Linked DNA regions of Mus musculus: region 2 is linked to region 1. A link is a loop called in an ENCODE intact Hi-C map of the cell type or tissue named here. Cell type or tissue: gastrocnemius. All regions are shown on one strand.

Region 1 (8,000 bases):
GGTATGTGATAATTTTATAGAGAAGATGACACAGAGCCAGGAAAGTTGACTGTGAGACAAGCTGTTGGAGTGTGTGAACTCTTCCTGGTAGTCAGCTCCTCCTCCGGTTAGTGCCGGGGCTTCACACACCAGGTTCCAAATGGATCTTTTCATTCTTCAGGGCCCACGGTTTCAGTGTTGTTGTACCAGAAGAGAGAGTAATGAAAAGGAAGACATGACCGTTCCTCAGTGCGGTTGAGGAGAAGGTTTCTGTTGTGGATATGAGGGAGCGCACAGGCAGAGGTCTCTGCAAGGGTCCAGAGCAAAGAGAAAGTAGCAGATTGAACATGGCCAGCAGAATAGACCAGGCCAGGGGGATGGGGACGGGAATGGGAAAAGCAAGACAGGGAGAGAAGAGAGAGGGCCCAGAGGAGTGGGGGCCAGCGGGTCAAAGAGAAGTCAAGAAAGCACATGGCTGAAATGGCTGCATTATTTAAGAAATCAGAAGTTGTGGGGAGGGAAGCAAAGTTCAGGGGATGGCGAGGTTTAGGATAGGGCTGTGTGTCTGCCTGTATCTGTGGGTGTGTATCTGTGTGGTTTGTGTGTCTCTGTGTGTGTCTGTGTGTGTGCCTCAGTCTATGTCTGTCTGTGTGTCTGTGTATATTTATGTGTATGTGTTTCTGTGTGTGTTTCTGTGTGTCTTTATCTGTGGGTGTATATCTGTGTGGTTTGTGTGTCTGTGTTGTGTGTGTGTGCTTCCGTCTATGCCTGTCTCTGTCTGTGTGTATTGTGTATCTGTGTATGTTTATGTGTGTGTGTCGGTGTGTGTGTTTATGTGTGTCTGTATCTGTGGGTGAGTATCTGTGTGGTGTTGTGTGTGTGTGTCTGTATCTGTGGGTGAGTATCTGTGTGGTATTGTGTGTGTGTGTCTGTGTGTGTGTGTGTGTGTGTGTGTGTGTGTGAGAGAGAGAGAGAGAGAGAGAGAGAGAGAGAGAGAAGTGCTGAGAGGAGGCCTGGACTCTGAGCAGGTACTTGTGATGCTGAGAGAGCCCAAGGAGGCCAGTGTCCACTTTGATATGTTAATAGGTGCCTCAACCATTTGTCCCTGGTTTCTTTGGTCCCTGACAGGAGAACATGGGATCTCTCTTGAGAATACCTCCTCTTGTGCCAGGGCATTACTTCAGAATTGTGGAGATTCACCTGATCGTCCACATGGCTGTTCCCAAAGGCCTCTGGTCCTGCTTCTGTTGCCTGCTGGGTGAAATGTTGTGGTTGGCATGTCTAGATCACATGCCCAACTGTGCAGCCTAGCCATAGGTCTGTGACCTCAGGAAAATGCAGAGATTCCTTCTGGAAAGATGCAGGATGGAGAACCCTCAGTACCAGAGGAGAGGAGAGTAGCTTAGTTTGGAGAACTCCCCTGAGATGGGGCAATGCTATACTTAGTGTGGCTGAAGCTCAGAAATTTTAAAGATTGGAACCTTCATACCTTTTATTTTCCATTAATTGATTTTTTATTTACTTTATTGTTGGACAGAGGGTGTGGGGGAGTAAAGGAAGTGAGAGAAAACCCATGTCCCACCAGTGGTCCCCGGTTGGTGTCTGGCTGTGGGAAGCCATGGAACCCAGCCCATCGAGGGGTGGACAAGGGGTAGTCCGAGGTCTCTGGGGCTCACAGAAGTCAGAGATAACAGGTTCTCAATCTCGGGCATGTCAGACGTCGCTGGACGCTGTGGAAGAGCTGAGAACAAAGTGGGGGCCCTGGGGGTGGCTTGCTCACCCCCAGGGCCGAAGGAAGAAGTGGGCAGGGAGAGAGGGGGTGCTGGGTGGTTTCCACATGGGCAAGAGTCCTTGGTCCGGTCCATGCCTGGAGCGCAGGAAGGCCTTCTGGTGGGAGGTTAGACGAGGCTCTTTAGGGGAAAGCCTATCCCATCGTTCAAGCACGGCAGGCATTGATGAACAGAGACAGTCTATGATTTTAGAGCTTTATTGTAGAAAGGCAGAGAGAAAGAGAGAGGTCAGCCATGGCCACGTGGAGAGAAGGGGGGGGGAGGGAGGGGAAGGAAGGAGAGCTGGAGATGAGAGGAAGAAAGGTGAGAGTTTAAGAGAGTGAGGAGAGGCCAAGCAGCTCCTTTTATAGTGGGCTGGGCTACCTTGCTGTTGCCAGGTAGCTGTGGGGAGGAGCATACCTGGCTATTGTCAGGTAACTGTGGGGGTGGAGTCTAGCCAGAATACCAGGAGCTTGGGACATTGTCTGCGTGACTGATAGTCACAGAATTATGGAGTTGGGGGCTCTGTGGTGTCAGGCACCTGTCTCTGGGAATGTGACTCACTGTTCTGTCCCTTATAGAGTTTTCTATTGGGTCTCCGGAGCAAGCCTCGTTCAACCAAAACAGGCTGCCTTTCACGGCCCCACACTTTATATCTTGATTGCAGCCCCCCTTCCTCCTCTTCTCCCACATCCTCTTTCCCACCCACCTTTCATCTCCTTTCTCTTCAGAGAACAGGAGGCCTCCTTGGGTACCAACCTGCCTTGGCACATTAAGTCTCATCAGGACTAAGTGCATTCTCTCCTACTGAGGCCAGACCAGGCAGCTCACTAGGACCCTTCACATCTTAAAGCTAACCTCGATCCCGCTCAGCCACATGCCTCTGTTTCAGGCTTGTGTCTCAATGCCTAGTTAGATAGAAACAGAAAGGTCCATGGCCCACACCTTCCTTTCCACTTCAGTTTTCCATGCTCTGTCATAAGGACCAAGCCGAGGGCCCACCTGTTTCTATTTCTTGCCACTCCAGCCGTTAAGGTCCAGGTCAGGTGCTGCCTCCTCTATGAGTCTCACTCCTAGAGCCCTACCCAGCAGAGATGGCAGGATCTAACCCTGGTGGAATCCTCAGTTGTCTCAGGAGACAGAACTCTCAAACAATGAGACTGTCATACAGATGAGAGGCAGTGAACACTCTAGCCCCGAGGCTTCACATTAGTGGCCCATTTGTTGTAGGAAGAATGGGACCTCCTGGGATTATATTCTAGATTCTAAGGTTGGGGCAACAAATGGCCACCAGCCGGGTAGAGTCGCAGAAATGTGATATGCTGGGTTCTGGAGAACAGATGTCTGAGATGAAGGTTCAGGCTACTTTGGGAGGCTCCGAGGTGGTCCAGCCGGTGCCTTTCTCCTGGCATCTGCTGCTGGTAAGTGTCCTTGGTTTGAAAATGAACCCAAATCCAGATGCTATTGCTGATGCCAAGAAGCGCTTGCTGACAGGAGCCTGGTATGGCTGTCCCCTGAGAGGCTCTGCCAGAGTCTGACCAATATGGATGCAGATGCTCGAAGCCAAGCATTGAACTGAGCACAGGGACCCCAATGGAGGAGTTAGGGGAAGGACTGAAGGAGCTGAAGAGGTTTGCAATCTCATAGGAAGAATAACGATATCAACCAGCCAGCCCCACCCCACCCCCCAATCCTCCAGCGATTAAACCATCAACTGAAGAGTACACATGGGGAATCCATGGCTCCAGTTGCATATTAGCAGAGGATGGCCTTATCTGGCATCAATGGGAGGGGATCCCCTTGGTCCTGGGGAGGGCTAGGGTGCTGATGTGGGAGGGGGTGGGTGGGTGGGTGAGTGACCCGTCCAGCAGGTCCAGTTATTCGAGGGTCTCGAGGGGACCTTCTCCTAAGAACCAAATGGGGGGTAGAGAGATATGAGGACCAAGTGCAAGAACGACACGGAAACATTCTGAGTGGCAAGAAGGTCCCGCTGTATTGAGAAAGGCTCAAGGCTTAAATGCACAAGCAAAAGGGGAAGTACAAGTACTTATCAGCGGGAGGGGTGGGGCAGTGGAAATTTTTCTTTTGGCAGTTACACGGGGAAGCTGGAACTTGGTGGTATCAGGGTGTGGTCCAGATATCTGGCGCTGATTTAGGGCTGGAACATTCTGTGGTTGTTCTCGGAACGGTGTGTCGGTGGCCCGCTTTTGACCCCTTTTTCTTCTTGGGGGGAGAGGCCCAATTCAGAGATCAGGACAATTGTGTTGTCTTAATAGCTCCCAACAGGTGATCACCCTCCTAGAAGCAGGGGAGATGGGGGAGGTCAGGGGGTTAACTGGGAAGGGGGATAACATTTGAAATGTAAATAAAGTAACCAATTAAAAAAAACAGAGTGGAAAAAAAGAAAAGGAGCTCCTTCCAGCCCTTTTCTGTTTCCATCCAGTCTTCTCTGCATGTCTCTATGTCCTGCTTCTAAGAGAGCACCAGGTTGTGGAGTCAAGCCCACCCAGGATCCAGGATGACTTTTTGGGATTCTAAAACAATCAGTCACATCTGGGAAGACCTGAGGATTTATAAAAAGATGCTGTGCAGGGTCATATGCGGAGTAAATTGAGCAGAAAGACAAGTAAAGAGGCTACAGAGGGGTCCAGAGGTAACTAGAGAGTGAGACCTGGGCTCTGGCCTAAGTATTTCCTCCAAACGCCACCAGAGGGCGCCCAAGCATTGTGCTAAACAAGGCTCTGGCCACCAGGAAGAGCCATCACCTAGGACTGAAAGCTAACAAGGTTTTTCAGGTTCAAAGCGGGAGGTAAGAATGGGGTAGGCAGGAAGGAGACTAAAAGCAAAGTGTTTCCACCCTCCCTCCCGTCCTCTCTTCCTTCCTTCTTCCTTTAAAAAAAATGTTTTGAGGGGGGTGGGTATGGGGGACTTTTGGGATAGCATTGGAAATGTAAATGAGGAAAATACCTAATTTTTAAAAAAAGTGAAAAAAAAAAAAAGGAAAAAAAATGTTTTGAGACAAGGTCCCATGCAGTCCAAGATGGCTTTGAACTCATGTAGCAGAGACTAATCTTGAATTTCTAAACTTCCTCAGGCTGAGGCAGGAGGATCATAAGTTTGAGGCTAGCCTGGGCTACCTAAGAAGGTCTCTTCTGAAATAAATAAATATTGGGAATATACTATGAAGAATTATATTTATCTTTGCAACAGACAGAAACCATTACAGAAATCCACAACCAATCAAAATGCAGACCTGTGGAGCACACTCCACCCTAGTGAATACATCTACAAAATACTGCCACACTTAAGGCTCAGGGAGCACTACAGAAGAGGGAACAGAAAGGCTGTAAGAGCCAGAGGATCAGGGAGTTTGCTGTGAGGTTGTGTTGCCTAGTAACGTCAGAAGCTACATCCATAAAGTCTAACCAGTATGACCACCCAAACATAAGCTGCAGAAGGACAAATCTGCTGGACCGGCCAAACAGGATGGGGGAGAATCCGGGAACCCTGAACCCTACATACAGTGCTCTACGCAACTGAGGCTTGCTGGGGGCTGGAGAAGTGGTCTTCCTCAGGGAAGAGCACACCGGTTGGTTATCCAGTGCCAAATGGGCAGCCCTGAAAGCACACATGTATGTTGCATTATACAGACGTAACAGGTTGTATTTAGGGATGTATATGTCTGTACATATATGCTTATGATAACAATTAGGAAAGAAAGGGCTATGAATTTGAAGGTGAGGGGTCTATGGGAGGGCTTGAGGGAGGAAAGGGATGGGAGACACGTAATTAAATTATAATCTCAAAATTTTTAAGGGCTGGAGAGGTGGCTCAATGGTTAAGAGCCCTGACTGCTCTTCCAGAGGTCCTGAGTTCAATTCCCAGCAACCATTTGGTGGCTCACAACCATCTGTAAGGAGATCCAGTGCCCTCTTCTGGTGTGTCTGAAGACAGCTATAGTGTACTCACATATATGAAAATAAAATAAATCTTAATTTTTTTTAAATTGCATTTAAAACCAAGACTAGGGTCTAAGGATAGTTCAGTTGATGGAGTTAACACATAAGGGCAAGAAGCCCTGGATACATCCCCAGCTTACGTAAAGCCTGCTGTGCCTGGGAGCCTGTAATCTCAGCACTCAGGAGGCAGGCGCAGGAGTCAGGAGTTCAAGGTCATCCTCAGCTATGTCATGAATTGAAGCAAAAAAATTTTTTTAAAAATTGGTATATAAGTAAAACTCTATAGAGTGTTGAAATAATGGCCCAAGCCTGTGGTTGTAGTTTGTGGCAGAAAGTGTGAGTATGTGTGACATGGGAAAACCCTGGGTTCAATCCCAGCACCAAACAAAAACAAAACCCAGTATTTAATAATAATAACCCAGCCTTGCTGTCAGACAAAGATGGTCACTGCCAAACATTTCTTATTCAACATTTAGTGGCCCTGAACCGTACTTGCAAGTTTAACTGAGGCCCACAGTGCCTGAGTTTCGTGTAGATAAAAGTCTTTAATCCCAGCACTAGGGAGGCAGAGACAAGCGGATTTCTGAGTGCGAGGCCAGCCTGGTCTACAAAGTGAGTTCCAGGACAGCCAGGGCTACACAGAGAAACCCTGTCTCGAAAAACCAAAAAAAAAAAGTCTAAGAGTGACACTAGCTAAGGTCATAGTTCAAATGCCACAAGGCACTCATTGGCTTTAGCACATCCTCATCTGCCTTCTGTATTGGTGAGGGCTCAGTTAGAAGATCAGTCGCCCACTGATGGTTGGTCTTATCTACCAGTCTCCACACCTTATCTAGCCTATCCCTGACAGAAGGCTTAAGGCTGTCCCCGTCCTGTCTGGGTTGCATCTTGCTCTTAAACCTGGGAAGAAACAGAAGCTACACAGAGGATTTCCAGTTGACTCCAACTAGAAACTCAGCCCCATACTTTCTGCAGAATGCATAGACCAGTGGTCTTGAATCAGCCGTGCTGTTAGGAGCCATGGGGGCACATGCCAAGAGGTACTGTCCGAATGGGGCAAGCAAAGTGTATATACATATGTGCAATAATGAAAGGGGAAATTCTTTCTTTCTTTCTCTCTTTCTCTTTCTTTCTTCCTTCCTTCCTTTCTTTCTTTCTTTCTTTCTTTCTTTCTTTCTTTCTTTCTTCTCCTTCTCCTTGTTCTTTCTTCTTTCTCCTTCTCCTCCCCTTCTCCCCCTCCCCTCCCCATGCCCCTCTCCCCCCTCCTCCTCCTTCTTCTTCTTCTTTCTTTTTGGTTTTTTGAGACAGGGTTTCTTTGTGTAGCTCTGGCTGTCCTGGAACTCACTCTGTAGACCAGGCTGGCCTCCAACTCAGAAATCTGCCTGCTTCTATCTCCTAAATGCTGGGATTAAAGGCGTATGCAACCACTACCTGGCTAGTATTATTCTTGATAGTGCCCTGGGTGTGGCATTGGACAGGATCCCAGTGTTTGCCCGACTGATCAAAGCCTTTAGGAGCCGAGGCTGGCCACATTCCTCGTGGTGTCTTTGACACTGGCTGCAGGTCTGAGGTGCAGTGATTAACGTCATGAACAGAGGAGACACAGGGGCTGTGTGTTCTCTTCTGGAGTCGGGCTGAGGAGTGGGGGGGGGGGCAGTGTGGCCTATGACTCAGGTGGCTCTGGGGTCCTGTTTACCTCCTGGAACATCAGGAGGCTGGAAACATCTGGCTTCCAGGACCAGAGCTTTGGCCAGCTGATCTTTGGGCCCACAAAGCAAGCCCTTCAGCCACAGGAAGAGGCCCTGAACCTCCCCGTGCTTGTGGGCAAAGGCTACAGACTGCCATGCGGCAGACGGGGCCCAACCCAAACAGCCACTGGAGAAAGGGACCTTTATGGTCAGTGGAAGACAGCTGCTGGGCTGGCAGGGGGTGCCAGCTCTGTGTGGCTGGGGAAGGAGCTGGCAGGTGCTGCCTGCACACTGGCTGCTGTGGACCTATGGGGGCTTGGGGCACTGAGTGCTGAGCTGGGGAGGGGCGGAGCTTATCCTCTGTCTCTGTTTCTTCCTCTCCAGTTCCTTCTTTCCCTTCTTCTCTGACTCTCATCCTGTCCTTTGTTTCTTTGTGCCATTTTTCTTTTAAGAGGCTTCCCCAAAATCTTTACAAATTTCAACCATCCTGTGAGCCACATGCGCCGGTTCAATGGCGCCATGGAGAAAAGGCAGAGGGCATCTTTGCGCCCTCACCCCCACCCCGTCTCTGTCACTTCCCTTCATTCCTCATTCCCTCATGAACA
Region 2 (8,000 bases), 100 kb after region 1:
TGTTGCTGGCTGCTGCTTTCTGCCACTGCTTTAAGGACCATCACAGACTTCTCGGCTTTACAAGCCACACAAGCTAGAGTCTTACAGTTCTAGAAGCCAGATGTCCCCAGGAGTCTCTCTGGATGGAAGTAGAGGTGCCCCAGGGCTTCCATCAGGGGAAGAAGTGTTTCCTTACCTCTCTCAGTTTCTATGCCCTCCACACCCTCCGCCCCACCCCAAACACACCACTCTGGTTCCCAGCCTCTTCCTCCATCTCTAAAGCCAGGACTTTATATCCTCTGATAACAGTGGGAAAACACTCCAGGAAGGTCTGTCTGTCCTAGGCCCTTCCGTTCTCTCTGTCTCACTGACACGTTGGTCATCAGCTCTGACTCACACATGGTCTGTAAGTCATCTCTTCTCACCCAGCAGTCACACTGTTCCCATCTGCTTCATCTCTCAATGGCTTCCCGATTTCAAAATCCAGCCGGTCCAGCCATCCCACCCCAAATTCCAGTATTCGCTGAATGGTTGGTCTCAGTAGCTAAGAAATATGTCCTTAGGTTCAAGCTGCAATAATGCCAAAAAAAAAAAAAAAGAGCTACAAACAAAAAAGCCATATACCTACCACTACCACCAACAATAACAAACAAACAATAAAGCAAGGGTGCTGGCTGGTTTTGTGTGTCAGCTCGACACAAGCTACAGTCATCAGAGAGGAAGGAGCCTCAGTTGAGGAAATGTCTCTCTGATAGGCCCATGAGGGGCCCAGCCTGTAGTGGGTGGTGCCACCCCTGGGCTGGTGGTCCTGGTTCTATAAGAAATCAGGCTGAGCAAACCATGGGGAACAAGCCAGTAAGCAGCTTTTCAGTCATGGTGTTTTGTTGCAGCAAGAGAAACTCTAAATAAGACACCAAGCAACCCCAAGCCAAAAACTAGTTCCACTGTACCCCATAAATATGAACAATTCTTAAGTCTCAATGTAACACGGCCCAAGCTGGGTGTAGCTGCACACACCTGTCAGCCTGGCACCCAAGCAGAGGCAGAAGGAGGTGCCGTGGTTTGAGGCCAGCCTCCTAGGCTACAGAGTGAGGCCGAAAATGTCTGTCTCACAGTGTCCCCCCACCTCCAAAAAAAAAAAAAAAAAAAAAAATCAAGTCGACAGCAAACCTGAGCCCAGAAACCAATTCAATTTTAGTGCATGGTGGTACAGGTGAGTTGGCTTCTTATGGAGGGACGTGGGGGTGGGCAGAGAGTCGTGGGATTGTGGGAGGGTCTGTTTTCCAACCAAACTGGCCTCCTTCCCTTCTAGAGCCTTCTTCGCCTGCAGGCCTTCTACCCAGCTCTCCTCCCCTGGCAATGTTCTAAACCCATATACCTTCTCTGCTCAGCCTTAAGCTGCGTGAGGGGAATCAGGGCTGTGTCCATTCCCAAAGCTGCTATGGAAGCTAAAGAGGGTGCTCACCTTGGCTGGGTATGAATCCTCCCTCTCCGGGGCGCGGTGATGATTAACTCAGTGACTCTTCTGCCCTCTGGCGGTCAGCTTCAGAACAGCAAGTGCCATGTGTTCACTTTCTCGCTATGCTAAAAGTGTCCACTAGAGAGTAGCAGTGTCCTCAACCCTCTGCCACCGGATAGGTGGCAGTCCAACCCTACCTTTTTATGTAATTTTGACACTGTCTCAGGTAGCCCAAGCTAGTCTCCAACTCTACATAGCTAAGACTAGCTTTGAACTTCGGATTCTGCTGTCTCCATCTCCTGAGTGTTGCGATTATAGGCATATAGCATAGTTATGCTGAACTCTAACCTAGTTTTAAATGTGCATGCATGTATGTACATACTTTGTGCTCTTTTTAATTTTTTAAATGGGTCTCTTGTATCTCAAGCTGGTCTCAAATCTGATATGGCATCAGGGATGGCCTCTAACTCCTGATTGTCTTGCCTCTCCTTCCCAAAGGCTGTGATAACAGTTGTGCCCCGCCGCGTTCACCCTTGGCTTTACAATATTAATAATCTCAAGTTTGTCTGCTGCTCTTGGTTTTGAGCGAAAATACTGCTCCCTGGACCAAAAGCAAGTTCATCTCTTACCCTAATTAGTACACCAACCTGCCCTGGGTCTTCCCCTACCTGGCGAGCAGCCAAAGTGCTTCAGTTGTGACTCCCAAATCATTGGGAAAATCCCAAGGGAAAGTCAGAGGCATACATCATTCATAAGCAGAGCCCCGAGTTCTAACCTCAGCATCACAAACCAGTAATAGTAAAAACCAATTGTAGGAGCACTAAACCGGGGGCTGGAGAGATGGCTCAATGGGTAAGAGCACAGGCAGCTCTTCCAGAGGTCCTGAGTTCAATTCCCAGCAACCGCATGGTGGCTCAACCATATGTAATGGGATCTGATGCCTTCTGGTGTGTCTGAAGACAGCTATAGTGTACTCATACACATAAAATAAATAAATAAGTCTTTTTTAAAAAAAAAGGAGTAAAAGACCAATAGAAATAAGCCAATGTGAAGACAGAGCATTAGAGACAATGGCATAGGCTCAGGCTCAGCTTCAAGAGCATCTCTGATGCACACGCACCATTTACTTTGTACTCGTGAGCGTGCACACCGTGACACTCTTGTGAGCATCAGTGTTGGACTGTAGGTGTGAAGTTATGAAAAACACCAAGGAAACAGAGTCGCTGTCACAAGTGTCCTCGGGGCCCAAGAGATGAAAGCTGTCCTAGGTCCCACTGTATGTAGGAATCTGGCTAGAATATTGTCACCAGCTGTTAGACACAGCCACCAACCCAGCCAAATCATCGCCATCCTCCTGAGGCCAGCTGTGTCCCTTGCAGGCCATCCTAGTTGGCCTTGTTGACTCCCTCGTGGAGAGAGGAACAGAGTAGCCAGTCGTGTGCTGTTGTGTCCTGATTGCACTGGCCTTAGGACGGGCAGAACTAAGGCAGAGACTCCATCTACAAAGCCGAGAGGGAGTGGCCTCTTTAAGGTTACCCAGGCCCCTGCCCAGGACCCATAGCTCAGCAAGTATGCAGAGTGAGCACAATAGCTCCCCCCAGTGGATCCTTGTGGGATCTACCCCTTTGTCCTTAGGATTGTAGGAGGAGGTTAGGCACCATCTGCATCTTCCCCAGAGTAGAAATGTTCCATCGCCAGCCCTGGTAAGGGTCACAACCTTGCTTCCTGCTCAGTCCCATGAGTTTGTCCCACAGTGGTTTCTATGCCAAGTGTCATGAAGAAAAGGCTTTTTGTCGGTTCTGTGGGCCCTTGAGCAGAGGGCCTCACTGTAAAATCATGAACACGGTAAGACCCACAGCTGGGTTGTTGATCAGTTAGTTGTTGGAGATCAGGTTGTTTATGCGTTTTTATTGTCGCTTTACTATGTAACCCACAGCGGCCTGGTGCTCCCAATGTAGCCTAGTCCATTTAGAACTTGAGGCAATCCTCCTGCCTCTACTTCCTGAGTGCTGGGATTACAGGCATGCATTGACATACCAACTCAGCTTTGGGCTTTTGCTTGCTGTTTGGTTTTTAGGTTTTAAAAAAACTACCTTTTAAAAATTATTTTATTTGTATGTTTGTGTGCGCATGCATGTGTGCTCCTGTGTGCTGTATGAGTTTATACACACCATGTGTATGCAGGAGACTACAGGAGACAGAAGGCTGCAACAGATCCCCCGGAACTGGAGTTATAGGCAAAGTTGTGAGTTGCTACGTGAGTATAAGAAACTGGTCAAGGGGCCCCTGCAAGAATGTGTTCTTAAATGCTGCTCCGTCTCTCTAGCTCCATAAATACCACCCTTATTGGAGGCTTAGGTTGGCTTCTGGTTCTCTATGTCTGGCTTTGAATTACTGATCCTCCTGTCTCCACCTCTTGAGCATTGAGATCACAGACAATCACTGGCATGCGTGGTGGCGCATGCCTTTAATCCCAGCACTCAGGAGGCAGAGGCAGGTGGATTTCTGAGTTCAAGGCCAGCCAGGGCTACACAGAGAAACCCTGTCTCGAAAAAAAAGAAAGAAAGAAAGCAATGCACAAAAGTGGGCAGAGAATTTGGTCTCTGAGCCTGAGGGCTTGAGTGCCATCCTGGAGCCCATATGTGGTAGAAAACTAGCTCCCAATTCTCTCTGCAAGTTAACTTCTGACAAACACACACACACACACATAAACATACACACACACACAAACATACACACACATACACAAACCTACACACACACACAAAACACATACACACACAAACACATACACAAACATATACACATACATACACAAAGATACACACAAACACATACACAAATGTATACAAACATACACATAAACACACACACACATAAAAACACACACACAAAGCCAGGCGAGGTGGCGCACGCCTTTAATCCCAGCAGTCGGGAGGCAGAGGCAGGTGGATTTCTGAGTTCGAGGCCAGCCTGGTCTACAGAGTGAGCTTGAAAAACCAAAAAAAAAAAAAAAAAAAAAAACCACACACACGATACAAACAGCACCAGGTCCATCCACAACATTGGACTGTAAAATATGGATTTTTTTAACCTTTCTGAGAAAAGAAAAACAAGCAAATAAACAAACAAACAAGCAAAAAACATGTTTAAAGGATTTCAGACTGCCATTGGCTCCAGGTAACCAGAACAATGGAGAATGGAGCCATGAGTAAGGGATGTGGTGCCTCCAAGATTGATTGGTTACTTTTCTGCTTCTGTGACAAAATGCCATGAGCAAGGATGACAAAGCAGTGTCATGGGGAACGGAACCACCAGGCCCCAGAACTCTGCCTTCATCCTGGCTTCATCCACCTTGAACTTTGAAGTGTGTGGTTTTCTCCTAAGAAAATAAGGGAGCGAGTTAATTTTCTTCTTGTCTGTGGGTGAGTGAGTTATGGTTGTAGACTGTTGTTCTGGTCCAGCAGTTTCACAATGCAGTGACCTCATCTGCATGAACTCAGATGCTGTGGTCTCAGAGAAGGCACAGAAGATTAATTAGAGGGTCACTTGGAACAATCGCTACCACTTTGTCTTGTTTGATGTGTGATTGGTTCCTAACTCATCGATTTAAAGTTGTTTGTCTCCTGACTGATGACTTAAATATGATTGTGTTTCAGCTGAGCCTATTTTTCAGTTTGAAAAGTCAACTGTTTTAATTATGAAAAAAAGCAGAGGCTTGTAGAGGGGGAAAAACAGAATGTCACCATGAAATTCTGATCGCTTCTCAGCTTTCTGGCCAAGATTAAAAATGAAACGCACACTTGTATCTGCACTGAGCCGGTTTGCGTCATCCATGCCATTTGTCCCAGCATCTCATTGGCGTCTCTATAATATACCGCAGCGTTAAGTGTCCACACTGTTTAGACAGTCAGGCCATTTCCAACTTTTCCCTTTTACAAACATTGTGTAGTAGAGTGTTTAAATGTGAGTATCTTTAGCCATGATGTCCTTATGGACAAATGGTTAAGATTGGAATTACTATGTCCACATTTATTTGCATCTGAAAAGGGATTATATTTTCTCAAACATATTGTCATCCCAAAATATTTTACCCTTATCTGAGTATATGTACCTGTTTATCCCCCTTTCTTCCCACCAAAACACCTGATGAAAATTTAGAAGTGTTTGCCAGTCTGACAGGCACAGTGTTGCCTGGCTTTGGTAGCTTCTCTGTGGCATCTGTATTTCGTGTTGTTTTCTAACATGTGCATGCTCCTTGTCTACCTGAATGTAGTCTCCCCTGAGCAGTTATTTTGGATGTTGTTGAGGGTTAAACCTAGGGTCCTGTGTGTGCCGAACAAGCGCTCTACTACGGGGTTATGTCCTTAGCTTTTACTGAGTAATTGTTGCATGTAACTCTAAGCTGTTGTATGGACTGTAAATAAATTTCTCTTCTGATATAATTAAACACACACATACACAAACATAGACACAAACACACACACACACAAAAACCACATACACACACACAAAAAAAACACATACACAAAGACACACACAGACAAACACCCAAACACACACAAAAAAACACATACACACATAAAAACACATACACACACAAACACACACACATAAAAATGCACATACAAACATAGACACAAACACATACACACAAACACATATTCACACATACATACACAAAAGCACACACATATACATACAAACACATATACATACAAACACATACAAATATAGGTTAAAGCAGAGCAAGGGCCCAGACACATCTGTTTATCTCTGCTTCTTGCTTTGTTTTGTTTTCTTGAAACAGGGGTTCTCTGTGTAGCCCTGGCTGGCCTGGAACTTGATTTGTAGGCCAGGCTGGCTTTGAACTCACAGAGGAATGCCTGCCTGCCTCTGCCTCCTGAGGGCTGGGACCACGTACTTAGCAGTGAGGTACTTGCCCAGCCCGTGCCCCATACTCTTTTTTTTTTTTGTCTTTTTTTGTTTTTGTTTTTGTTTTTGTTTTTGTTTTTGTTTTTGTTTTTTCGAGACAGGGTTTCTCTGTATAGCCCTGGCTGTCCTGGAACTCACTTTGTAGACCGGACTGGCCTCGAACTCAGAAATCTGCCTGCGTCTGCTTCCCAAGTGCTGGGATCAAAGGAGTGGGCCACCACGCCTGGCCACACTCTTTTAAATTTGTTAACGAATTGATGTTTATTAGTATGGGAGTGGGGTGGGGAACGTTTCTATGCTGGCCACTTTTATGTTGACTTGACACAAGCCGAAGTCATCTGTGAGGGAGAAACCCCAGCTAAGAAAATGTCTCTCTAAGATCTGGTGAGCCTGTAGGCATTTTCTTAACTCGTGATTAATGGGGAAGAGCATAGGCACTTGTGGGTGGTGCTACCCCCGGGCTGGTGATCTTGGGTTCTATCAGAAAGCAGGCTGAGCAAGCCATGGGGAGCAAGCCAGTAAACAGCACCCCTCCGAGGCCTCTGAGTCAGCTCCTGCCTCCAGGTTCCTGCCCTGCTTGAGTTCCTGCGCTGGCTTCCTTCGGTGATGAGCAGTGATGTGGAAGACTGAGCCGTAACCTTTCCTCCCTAGTTTGCTTTTGCTCACGGTGTTTCACCAAAGCAATAACAATGCCAACTAAGACGATTCCACAGCACGTGTGCAGAGATCAGATGACAGCCTCGTGTTCTCTGGTCCACAGGACTCGGTTTGCCAGGCTTGTGTGGCCACTGACGTCACCTGCGGAGCCATCTTGGGGACTTGGATTGATTTGTTTTTGTTTTGTTGTTTTGTTTTGTTTTGTTTTGAGTCAGGGTCTTTCCTTGTAGATCTGGCTTTCCTGAACCCCACCTCAGTAGACCAGGCTGGCCTCTGAACACATAGAAAGCCAGGCTGTTTCCAACCTGGGACCCCAGAGCTGGGGCAGGCAGATACAGGATGCCTACCTATCTAGCTGAAAAGAGCTGTGGGTTCCAGGTTCAACAAGGGATCCCATCTTAGCCAGAGGTGGAGGTGTACCCCTATAATCCCAGCACCTAGGAGGGAGAGGCAAGTGGGTTCTTGTGATCTCAAAGCCAGCTTGCTCTATATCGAAAGTACAGGTTAGACCTGGTCTCCACGGGGCAAGGAGGAACAGACAGACCGATTGAGACCCTCTCTCCAGGTAGGGAGGAAGACCCCACCATCCTGGTCTCCCTGTCTCCCCATTCAAGGGAATTTTTTTAAAAAAAGATTTATTTATTACATGTAAGTACACTGTAGCTGTCTTCAGACACACCAGAAGAGGGCGTCAGATCTCGTTACAGATGGTTGTGAGCCACCATGTGGTTGCTGGGATTTGAACTCTGGACCTTCGGAAGAGCAGTCGGGTGCTCTTACCCACTGAGCCATCTCACTAGCCCCCTCAAGGGAATTTTTTTAAAAAGATTTATTTATTATATGTAAGTACACTGTAGCTGTTTTCAGAGACACAGAGGGCATCCAATTTCATTAAGGATGGTTGTGAGCCACCATGTGGGTGCTGGGGACTGAACTCAGAACCTCTGGAAATGCAGACAGTGTTTGTGAA

Evidence for each region. Hi-C counts contacts between places; a loop is a spot of excess contacts. Peaks named below come from ENCODE experiments on the same cell type or tissue, not always from the same donor. Only the 100,000 strongest peaks of a DNase experiment are listed, where the experiment ranks them.
Region 2: a loop joins it to region 1, with 5 times the contacts of the local background. A loop is called at or near these places in 39 of 42 quality-filtered maps.

The regions. Positions count from the first base shown.
Region 1 is chr10:60,143,825-60,151,824 of GRCm38, forward strand. It overlaps Gm51802 (predicted gene, 51802), which reads right to left. Exons shown (of 2, transcript NR_168572.1): 2 at 3,719-4,046. Among named protein-coding and RNA genes, the nearest start is that of Gm51802, 15 kb to the right of the region's middle. In gastrocnemius, a CTCF peak has its summit at 4,453 (motif pointing right); DNase peaks (open chromatin) are centred at 4,459 and 7,604; H3K27ac peaks cover 326 bases.
Region 2 is chr10:60,243,723-60,251,722 of GRCm38, forward strand. No RefSeq gene overlaps it. Among named protein-coding and RNA genes, the nearest start is that of Chst3, 28 kb to the left of the region's middle. In gastrocnemius, a CTCF peak has its summit at 3,035 (motif pointing left); DNase peaks (open chromatin) are centred at 1,520, 2,119 and 3,038.